2 separate regions of the Homo sapiens genome follow, and region 2 is linked to region 1. Evidence: chromatin contacts called from ENCODE Hi-C or POLR2A ChIA-PET data. All regions are on one chromosome and are shown on one strand. The core of a region is the stretch at or near the end of the contact, and the rest is flanking DNA. Distances in the headings are between cores, read along the strand shown. Region 1 overlaps EPM2A-DT (EPM2A divergent transcript). Region 2 overlaps SHPRH (SNF2 histone linker PHD RING helicase).

Region 1 (4,897 bases), core at 797-3,296:
GTGAGACTTGAAAATGAGAGACGTGATTGCCAATGATTTGATTTAAGCTAATCAAGGACAAAAAATCTTTAGAATAACATGTTGAACTTAACCAAGCCTGCTTGCAAAAGGGTAGACATAAATAAGATCAGGTTTCCAAAGGAATGGATGGATAAATGCAGATATATTGCAATGTATTTCCTGAGTTTAAGTTGCATAGCTCCTTCAACAAACAACTATTTTAAGTGATCTGGATAAGATTGACAGTGGTAATTTGTCATTTTGCAATAGCCCATGTTATTAAGACAAAGAGGAAGGAGAGCATTCTGAGTAAAAAGAACAGCTTATGCAAAGGTGCACAGAAGTTGAGAGGACAGTGAGCTTAATGTGACCAGAGTTTTTAGGGGAGAGTGTCTGAGATGGACTGGGCTAGTTAATAAAGGACAAATTTTTGCCTCTTTAGGAGTTCAGGACGTGGTCAATGTCAAAGAGGGGCCAGTAAAGGTTTGTAATTAGGGAAGAGACATGATCAAAGTGTTTTCGAGAGGGTAAATTTCACAAGCAGCATCTTCTGGCGGCTGCTTCCTACTGTCCTTAGTAATTCATTAAGGAGCTGGCTGTCAGAAAGCAGGACTGAGACTCGGTAGGATATAAGTCAATGAAGAATTATGATTATTCATAGTGTATTACTAGCAAATTGTTGCTAAATAGATTTTGTTAAAATATCTTGTGATATGTGCATATCTATTATTTATCCACATAAGTAATTTGCATCATGTGAGTGTCTGGCTTGTGCTGTGGTCCCAGGAAACCTGCAAAGCAAACCATCATATATAAACTTACATTTCTTTATGTGAGTGCTTTATTATTTCATCTTGTTGACAAATTAGATCACTTCCCCTCTCCTTGTCGTATGACCATAACTTAAGACAAATCTCTTAGGTCTATCATCTATATTCTCACTTCCTCATTTCTTTATTCTTCATGTTTCACAATTCCTTAATTTAGACCCTAATTTGGGTTTCTTAATGTTTATTCCTTACAGACATGTATTACTGAATAAGCCCCATAATTTTTACTTGTGCAAAACATCTCTAAATTGAAAAAGATGATAAAAAACAAATCAAAAAATTTTTAAAGTAAATAAAAAACAACTCACAAATCACCAAATCTCTCAACTGTAGAATGGCAGTTGTCAGGGACCAGGGGTGGGAGAATGGGGTGATGTCATGAAAACAAAATAACGCCTGTTCCTCAAAAAACCTGTGGAAATAAAAAATTAAAAATTAAAAAATAAAAAATAAAAACAGCAACAACAAAACAATAAAGCCTCTTGGAAAGAGGCTGTATTTAGCAATCTGGTACAAAGAAAGAAATTTTTTTTTTTTTTTTTTTGGGTAAGCCACTTAGCTTATGAACAAAATAATAGCCCATGAATTAAATTTTAAAATGTTTGGAGAATAAAGCTAAGGTTAAAAAAAAAGAGAAACTGCATTCTTTCCAAGTAAAAAGCCCAAAGGGATCAAAGTTTGATGATGCCCTAGATTCTGTGACAGTCTACACTGAAATAATTATTTGTTCCTTTTGAATTGCCACGTTTTAGGTCATTAGTAGTGAGCAAATGTATTAATGCCACTATCATTTTTTGCTAATGTTCTTCTTTCTTCAGCCTAGTAATTTGAAACTATCAAATAAAATTTATAAACACACACACTCACACACACACACACACACACACACACACACACACTTTGAGACCGTGGTGCCTTTCTATTTATTTCTAGTATGGAACATTCAGAAACATAAATTGTAACATTTTTGTAAACTGCTATAATTTCATTATTTGGATTGAACATCTTCTTGCCCATAATTGTGACCATCTCAGGTACCTGGCTTAAGCCTGTTAGTTAGTTCACATATTGGCATTGCTATAGATGGAATTATTTCCCCATGCAAATTCAACTATTGAAGTCCTAACCCCTAATGTTATGACGTTTAGAGATGGGGCCTTTGGGAGATATTAGATTTAGATGAGATTATGAAGGTGGAGCCCTCATGGTGAGATTAGTGCCATTATAAAGAGATACCAGAGAGCTTTCACTTTCTCTTTCCCATGTGAGGACATAGAAGTAGATGAAAAGATGGTTGCTAAAAAGAGTTCTCACCAGAACCCAACCATGTGACATCCTGATCTTGGACTGCCAGCCTCCAGAACTGTGTGAAAATGGATGAATAAATGAATGAACGAATAAAATCTATTGTTTCCACTGAGTCTATGGTATTTTGTTATGGCAGCCTGAGCTGACTAAGACAGGTGGCCTTTGACCCTGTTTAGGAGATTCCTGTCAGGATTTAGAAGCAGACGTTTAATTTCCATCACAGTTCAAGCTACTAGTCCAGCTGCAATAAGAAGCAACATGCATTTGAGTAAGTTCTGAAGCGGGCTTCATTTCAGGAGCTGTGCCTCAGTATGGGCAGAGGCCCGGGCAATCTCTCCAAGAGTTGGGTTCAGCTGCATCTTGGCTTACTGGCTGCCTCAGTGAGAATTTCTAAACAAAGCAGAATAGCAGGAAACCTCTGACCAGTTTACCTTTTATGCTTTCATTTCCTATTTTTTTTCTTTTTTGGTAACTTTCTTTGACTTAAGGTGACAAAAGAGCACCTTTTGCAGAAGCTAGGACAATGTGGTAGAGTGAAACAAACCTGAATTTGGTGTCAGAAAGTCTGAGATTCACATCCAGGCCCTATTTGGAAATCTATGCATTTATGCATCCTTCCTCTGGTGATCTGATTCCATGGAGCTATTTTACAACTCTTTGTTAAACTTACCTGGTAGTCACACAAATTCTGTCCTGTGCACCACAAGCTCTATTGACTTCCCTCTTCCTCACCTTTATCCCCAAGGGGGAAAAACAGTTGCTTTCATTTGCCATTAATTTCAATATTCTTTTATGCCATATAAATTTGTGCTTCTTGACTTCTTTTTTGAAATGGTTGTAACATCTGTCTGCTTCCCTCATTGAATGTGTTAAACAAAATCTTTAACGTCTATTCATTTTTATATCTGTATGAAAGTCACACTTTAACCTTTTTCTGAAAATTATTTTTTAACACCCAGCTTCCTCATTTGGAAAATGGGGATAATAATAACTCTCTTATCCTCCTTTCTACATTTCTGGGATTAAACGAGTTATAATTAACTGGATTGAAATGATCATTAAGGGTTGAAAATGTGTCTTATCTACTTTTGTTTTCCTAACACCTTGGAAAGAGAATCTGCACATCAAAGTGCTCTTTATGATAAAATACAAGACAAACAGGACGTGGTTTTATCATTATCAGACATTATTAGCAGCATGAGTGGCAGCAACCTCTGACCTCCTTTTGCAAGTGGCCAGAGGGTTCATGTCAGGTGGCATTCAAAGAGCCAAAGGTGTAGAAGTCTCACGCTGGGCCAACAGGGACGTAGATACTTGACAGTGGTTTCCAATTCCAGGGAGGAGGCCACTTATGGAAGAGAAGGCTTAAAGGAGACTGGAAGATTTGCTTCTTGAGTTCTGGGTCCTTTGCCACCAGAGATTCAGGGAACAAAAGTGTTTTCTCCACACAAACATTAGCTTGTCTAGTACACAATCACTTGTCACTTCTGGCCTTTGCCTGTGCTGATTGATGGGGGAAGGTAGACAGAGAGGGGACAGGGGCAACATTTCTGGTATGCAAAAATCTTACAGTGAATATAAAGATTTGTCAACACACTTCAAGGTTGCCAACAGATTGGCCAGATCTGTATTCTATTATTTATATTAAAAACACTTCAGTTCCAGCATATAAAATCTAAAACTTTTAAATGGGAAGTTAAAGCTCAAATTTGAGGTCACTATAGGGGAAATATTCTCTGCTATTTTTTAACTGTTTCAGTATTTTTAGTTTCACTTTTCTACTCTTCGTCACTCTCTGATCTCAGAAAGAACAGGTGCACTAAACATCTTGTTCATGAACATTACCAACTCAAGGTTCACAGGAAGGCAACTTGCATTCATTAGATGAGTATCCAAATTCATCCCTCTATCACACTGTAGTAGACTGATTAATGACCCCCAAAATACCAGGTCTTAATCCCTCCCTGTACATGTTATCTTATATGGAAAAATGACTCTTATAAAAGGAATTAAGCAAAGAATTTGAGATGGGGGAGATTATCCTGGATTAACCTGGTGGACCCTCCATGCAGTCACAGGTGTCACTACAAGAGAGAGGCAAAATGAAACAGGAGGATCACTTGAGTCCGGGAGGCTGAAGCTGCAGTGGGCTGTGATTGCACTGCTGAACGTGAACCTGGGCAACAGAGTCACACGCTGTCTTCAAAAAAGAATATATATATATATATATATATATATATATATAGAGAGAGAGAGAGAGAGAGAGAGAGAGAGAGAGAGAGAGAGGTGAAGGAAGATTTGACACAGACAGAAGAGAAAAGGCACTATAACCACAGAGGTAGTTTGGAGTATGTCACCATTAGCACCAGAAGCTGCCCTGGCAACACTTTGATTTTATCCCAGAAAAACTGATTTCAGTTTCTGCTCTCCAGAACTGAGAGAATTAATTCCTGCGGTTCTAAGCCACTCAGTTCATGGAAATTTGTTACAACACTCACAGGAATTAAATACAGATACCTCCACAAAAACTCTCTTCTAGACTAAAAACAAAACAAAACAACTTTGCCAAGTGCATTAGTTTGCTAGGGCTGCCATAACAAAGTACCACAAACTGGGTGGCTTAAACAACAGAAATTGTTTTTCTCACAATTCTAGAGGCTAGAAGTTTGAGGTCAAGTTGATTTATTTTGGGTTGATTTCTTCTGAGGCCTCTTTCCTTAGCTTATAGATGGTGCCTTCTTCCTGTGTTCTGACATAGT
Region 2 (4,637 bases), core at 374-2,873, 39 kb after region 1:
TGTTCAATTTACTGCAAGCTATGGCTAACTTTAACATGAGGCTAACAGTTCAGAATTACAAGTATTAACTTGGCCGGTGAACAGAAATAGAAATGGTATTTTTTTTGCAATTATATTTAGTCATGACATATTTTAACAAAAAATATACAACTGCATTCCAAATTTACCAGTTAATGTTCATGTTATATAAAACTTATATAAGAATATTTAGATAAATATATTTAAATATAATCACTTCTGGATTATATTTACCAAATTATTTTATTCCTATTTTAAACTCAGAATTTCATAATCAGTTTTTTTCACTCAGATGTTTATTTTAATTATATTTTAAAAGTGTGAGACAGATGTCACAAATGATCTTTAAATTAAATGAACAAAAATTCAAATAAAAAAAAAACAGAATAGAATTCCACATGTAGAATTCTACACATAGTATGGCTAGGCTTCTCTGTGAGTTGGAATGTAGAGATACAGAGTTTTTTTCTCTACAAAAAGGCTGTATAAGATATCTCTATTATCAAGAGATATGCTTGCTAAAAATGCAGATTTCTGGACCACATCCCAGGTCTAATGAGTCAAAGTTTATGGAGACAGAGCCTGAACAAAAATATTTATTTTAAAAAGCAGGCCAGTTGATGGTCACATACTTAAAAGTTTGACAAAAAAAGCAATTGTGTAGCATGTGGTGGGTGGGAAGGGTACTGTATTGCTGTCACTATATCTATGTAGTGGCTGTATCTATTTTCTCCCGGACAGAAATTTCTTATTATCTAAGACTCTTGACCAGTATATAGGGTCAGGGTTTCCACTGGCAAAATGCTTTGTATAAAACCTAGCCAAATGTAAGACACAGGGAACAAGACATGTGGGCCATATGTTCTGCCAGGAGGCCTACTTCACCATCCAAAATGCCTGGCAGTTGTCAGAACTTGCAAGGGGAATTTTGTTTACTTTGTGAGATGCCCAGTAGGTTCCAAAGGTCATTTAGGAATACCATCACACTGTTGCTAGGGAAGAAATGGTCTTCAACTTAAGTGCATCCACCGAACAGGACATTTGTGATCCCAGTATTCATTTTATATCTATGGTCAATCAACAGCATTCCTTACATTGTAAAATCTCTTATTTCCAAGAAATACTACTTAAAAATGTCTACTACTAATAAATAATAGTTTTATGCTTTCCAAATATCTTTTATCCACAAAAAAGCTATATGATTAAGCATTCTGTACGATATATGGTTTGCTATGTCTGAGAATCTTGACATAAATACAGTGAAATAATCATTTCAGAAATAAATTTTATATTTCAGATAATATAAACATTTCAATTAAATAAAAAATTACTTGTCAGTATTGCTTGTTAAAGAACAACGATTTGATAATCAACAGTAATATAAAGAAAAAAACTAGGTTTAGAAATAATTGGAACTAGTAGTTTCTAAAATTTGAAAATAATGCCTTAATTATTTACACAAAGCCATCTTTATTTACATACTAATCCAAAATAGGCAATATGATCATTTATGTGGAAGTTTCAAAGAGTCACAAGAGAGGGGTGAAGTCTCAGAATACAATAAGCTGATGTTTCAAGGAGGAAGTGACAGACAGCAGGCCAGAAATGTGACAGAAGTCAGAAGAAGAGACAGGAAGCACAAGGCAAATGTGGCAGACACAAATGGTAACAGAAAAAGCAGTGAAGAGCCAACCTAAACATGGCGTGAAGCAGTGTGACAACGTCGAGGAGGGATAAAATTTGCCCGCACAATGGTACAATAGTCTTATGTTTAAGAAAAGGAAATGTAATTACATGTGCATCTATGATAAAAAGGGAAATTATCTTTAGTAAATTCTATAAACTTAATTTTTTTTAAAAGATGCTTCAGTTAATTCACGTGTTAATCAATACTCATGAAAGACAGCGAGAAGTGAGAGCACAATAAACAGTATTTATATACCGATATCCCTGCTCCAACAGCACAGCACATGTAACTGTGCCAATCTCTATCCTGGGTGTCTAGGAAAGCTGCCATAAAATGAACAGGTGTTTGGATTTGATGGGCTCAATGACTCAGTTTCGTAGAGGCTGTGCTGTTTACCAGTAGCTAGAGCAATCACTTCCTTAACCTCTCTGCGCAAAACCTGACACAGCAGTTCTTTCTTATGCCAGTTCCTTGTACTGTGATGCATGCTGTCACCTAAGGGTGAGCCACCTCTTCTTAGCCACAAAGGCCATCTGTGGCCCTTGAGATGCTGTGGCCAGAGGAAGAGAAAGAAGAGAAAAAAGGAAGGGCTAAGAAAGACTATCTTTATGGAAAGGAAAGGAGAAACTATAGGAGTGGGAAGAAAGGGAGAGAGGGACTGGGAAGCAGCATAGCTCCTAAGTGCAGGCAGGATAAAGAATAACTGTCAAATGCCTCAGGGCTGCACCATAAGTCACCTACTTCTTCCTTCAATAACTCTTTGGTATTTGCTTTAAAAATATAGTCCTCCCTCAGTATCTGTGAGGGACTGACTGCTTCCAAAACCCCTGTGGATACCAAAATCCCAGGATGCTCAAGGCCCTTATATAAAATGATGTCATATTTGCATATAACATACACACATCCTCCTGTATACTTTAAATCATCTCTAGATTACCTCATATAATCCCTACACATCATTGCATTTGCGTGGATTCAATGTAAACTCAGCATGCTGCAAATTCAAGTTCTGCTCTTTAGAACTTCATGGAATTTTTCTTTTTCCAAGTATTTTTGATCTATGGTTGGCTATATCCACAGATACACAGGGCTGACTGTAAAATGTATTCAGGGGATTCACAGAGAGGGAACAGGACTAGATGATCCTTAGGTCATGATGCTCTCATCACGTATCCTTGCCTGTTCTGTTATTCCCATACTGTCCTGCACTTCCTTCCTGCTTGTTTACCCTCTAATTTTTCTCCTTTCACTCCTGGACCTTTCACTGGCGCCCCCTGGAACCCGTATTTTATGAAACAAATTGTTTCATATTTTCTACCTCTTGTAGAAATACTGCTCTTCACTTCCCTGCTTTAATTAGAACCTGGCTATCTTCTAAGCATACTGGTCTCTCAGCAGCCCTTTTGAGTGAAGGATTTGACTGTTGCATTTGAGTGCTGGTCCACAAATGCAGGTTTCAGAGCATTAGTTCTCATTTGTGTAACAACTTCCATTTTTTGAGCCCCCTGAAGCCCAGTTATCCCAACTCTACCCTTTGCTATAATTTATTGAACCCTACCCTACATTCACTAAAGAACTTTGGTGCCTAATTTACTCTATACCTCAACTCTAGATATTACATACTGTCTGCTTGGACAGCTCATCCAAAATTCAGGTCTCACTGTTTCATCTTCTAGCATCTTTTCTTCTCCACCTCACTTGAGTCACCTACTTCTACAGTCACATCTGGCAGGCCTGTCCTCTCTGGAATGACTATGATCTCCCATTCTCAGATAAGAACACCTATGCTTATATCTTTTGTGCTCAATAGCCCAATTTATACCTGTTATTTGACTTCAATGAAACTCTACTTTCTATACATCAACATTCTCCTTCTTTTCAAGAAACTTGTATTACAAATTATCCTTTCTCCTATATCTTCAGTCTATCCTTTTTTCACTGGAGACTAAACATGCTCAAGAATCTTTTGTCTTAAACAGAACAACAACAAAAAAGTGATGTCTTTCTGTTTTCATAGGTTCTGGTTACAATTCTGATTCTATCTCACAGTTAAGTTTATGAAACAGTTGGGCATTTTTTCTACTTGTTGACTTCCTGCTCATCCCGCAATCCCTCCCAATCTGCTTTCTGCCTCTACATTTGTATTAAAAGAGCTCCTTCTAAAGTCATCAGTGACCTCATTAGACAAATTAGTCCACATTGTAGTTGATCCACCTTCAGCACTACTGTCTCCTCACCGAAGCAGAGCTTCCCTGTGGTCTTTGTTGCCAGCGTACCTGCCTGGATTGCCTGTCCCTAGTTGCTCCTTCTCATTTTCCAGCCCTCCCAACTTGATTCAATCTTTTAAAGTTATGGACTTCATAGGACTCAATCTGAAGCAAACTTTTCTATTAGTGACTCCGAATTTTGTATCTCCAGCTCCACATATCAACACTTTTCTGGATAGTTCTACTTGGATGTCTTAGGCACCTTAAATATGATATGTCTAAATGTATTCCTCTTCCAAATATCTTGTATCATTAGCTATACCATTACCCACCTGCTTATTCACATCAGAAACCAGGGGTGATCTATGAAATTTCCTTCACTAATGCTGCCAACATTCTCTAACTTTATTCTAAACATGTCTAGAATATACCCACTTCTCTCCATTTCTACCGCCATCAGCCAAATCAAAGCCACCATTACTCCTGCTGTAGCCTCCTAAGCTGCTCTCTCCAAATTTCTTCTGCTCTATTCTGTTCCTCATCATCTGTTTTCCACACAAGAGAGATCTTTTTGAAATCCAAATTTGATCATGATACATCCCTGCTTATAATATTTAATGGCTTTCTCCTTAAATAAAAATAAAATTCTCAAATGTTCAGGTGGCCCTTCAACATCTGGTCCCCTAGTTAGGTCTCCAGGCTTATTCAACTGCTTTCTCCTTGCT

The links. Hi-C counts contacts between places; a loop is a spot of excess contacts on that map. ChIA-PET counts read pairs that join two places held with the same protein, here RNA polymerase II (POLR2A).
Region 2: a map with no recorded cell type shows a loop between it and region 1 (2.5-fold over the local background). The contact joins two enhancer-like sites. A Hi-C loop is called at or near these places in 2 of 37 single-sample maps with no recorded cell type. POLR2A ChIA-PET finds 5 or more read pairs at or near these places in 4 of 52 experiments (CD8-positive, alpha-beta memory T cell, OCI-LY7, T-cell and 1 more).

The regions. Positions count from the first base shown.
Region 1 is chr6:145,863,250-145,868,146 of GRCh38, forward strand. All of the region lies in intron 2 of EPM2A-DT (EPM2A divergent transcript), which reads left to right. It also overlaps a transcript of SHPRH not described here. Among named protein-coding and RNA genes, the nearest start is that of FBXO30, 51 kb to the left of the region's middle. RefSeq lists an enhancer at 1,974-2,143. Within about 2 kb of position 2,047, at least 6 of the 41 ENCODE cell types and tissues checked have a DNase peak (open chromatin) inside an H3K27ac peak, as active enhancers do; they include OCI-LY7, where a contact is called at or near this core.
Region 2 is chr6:145,902,953-145,907,589 of GRCh38, forward strand. The region is part of intron 25 of SHPRH (SNF2 histone linker PHD RING helicase); the gene reads right to left. Among named protein-coding and RNA genes, the nearest start is that of SHPRH, 59 kb to the right of the region's middle. Within about 2 kb of position 1,624, at least 3 of the 41 ENCODE cell types and tissues checked have a DNase peak (open chromatin) inside an H3K27ac peak, as active enhancers do; they include OCI-LY7, where a contact is called at or near this core.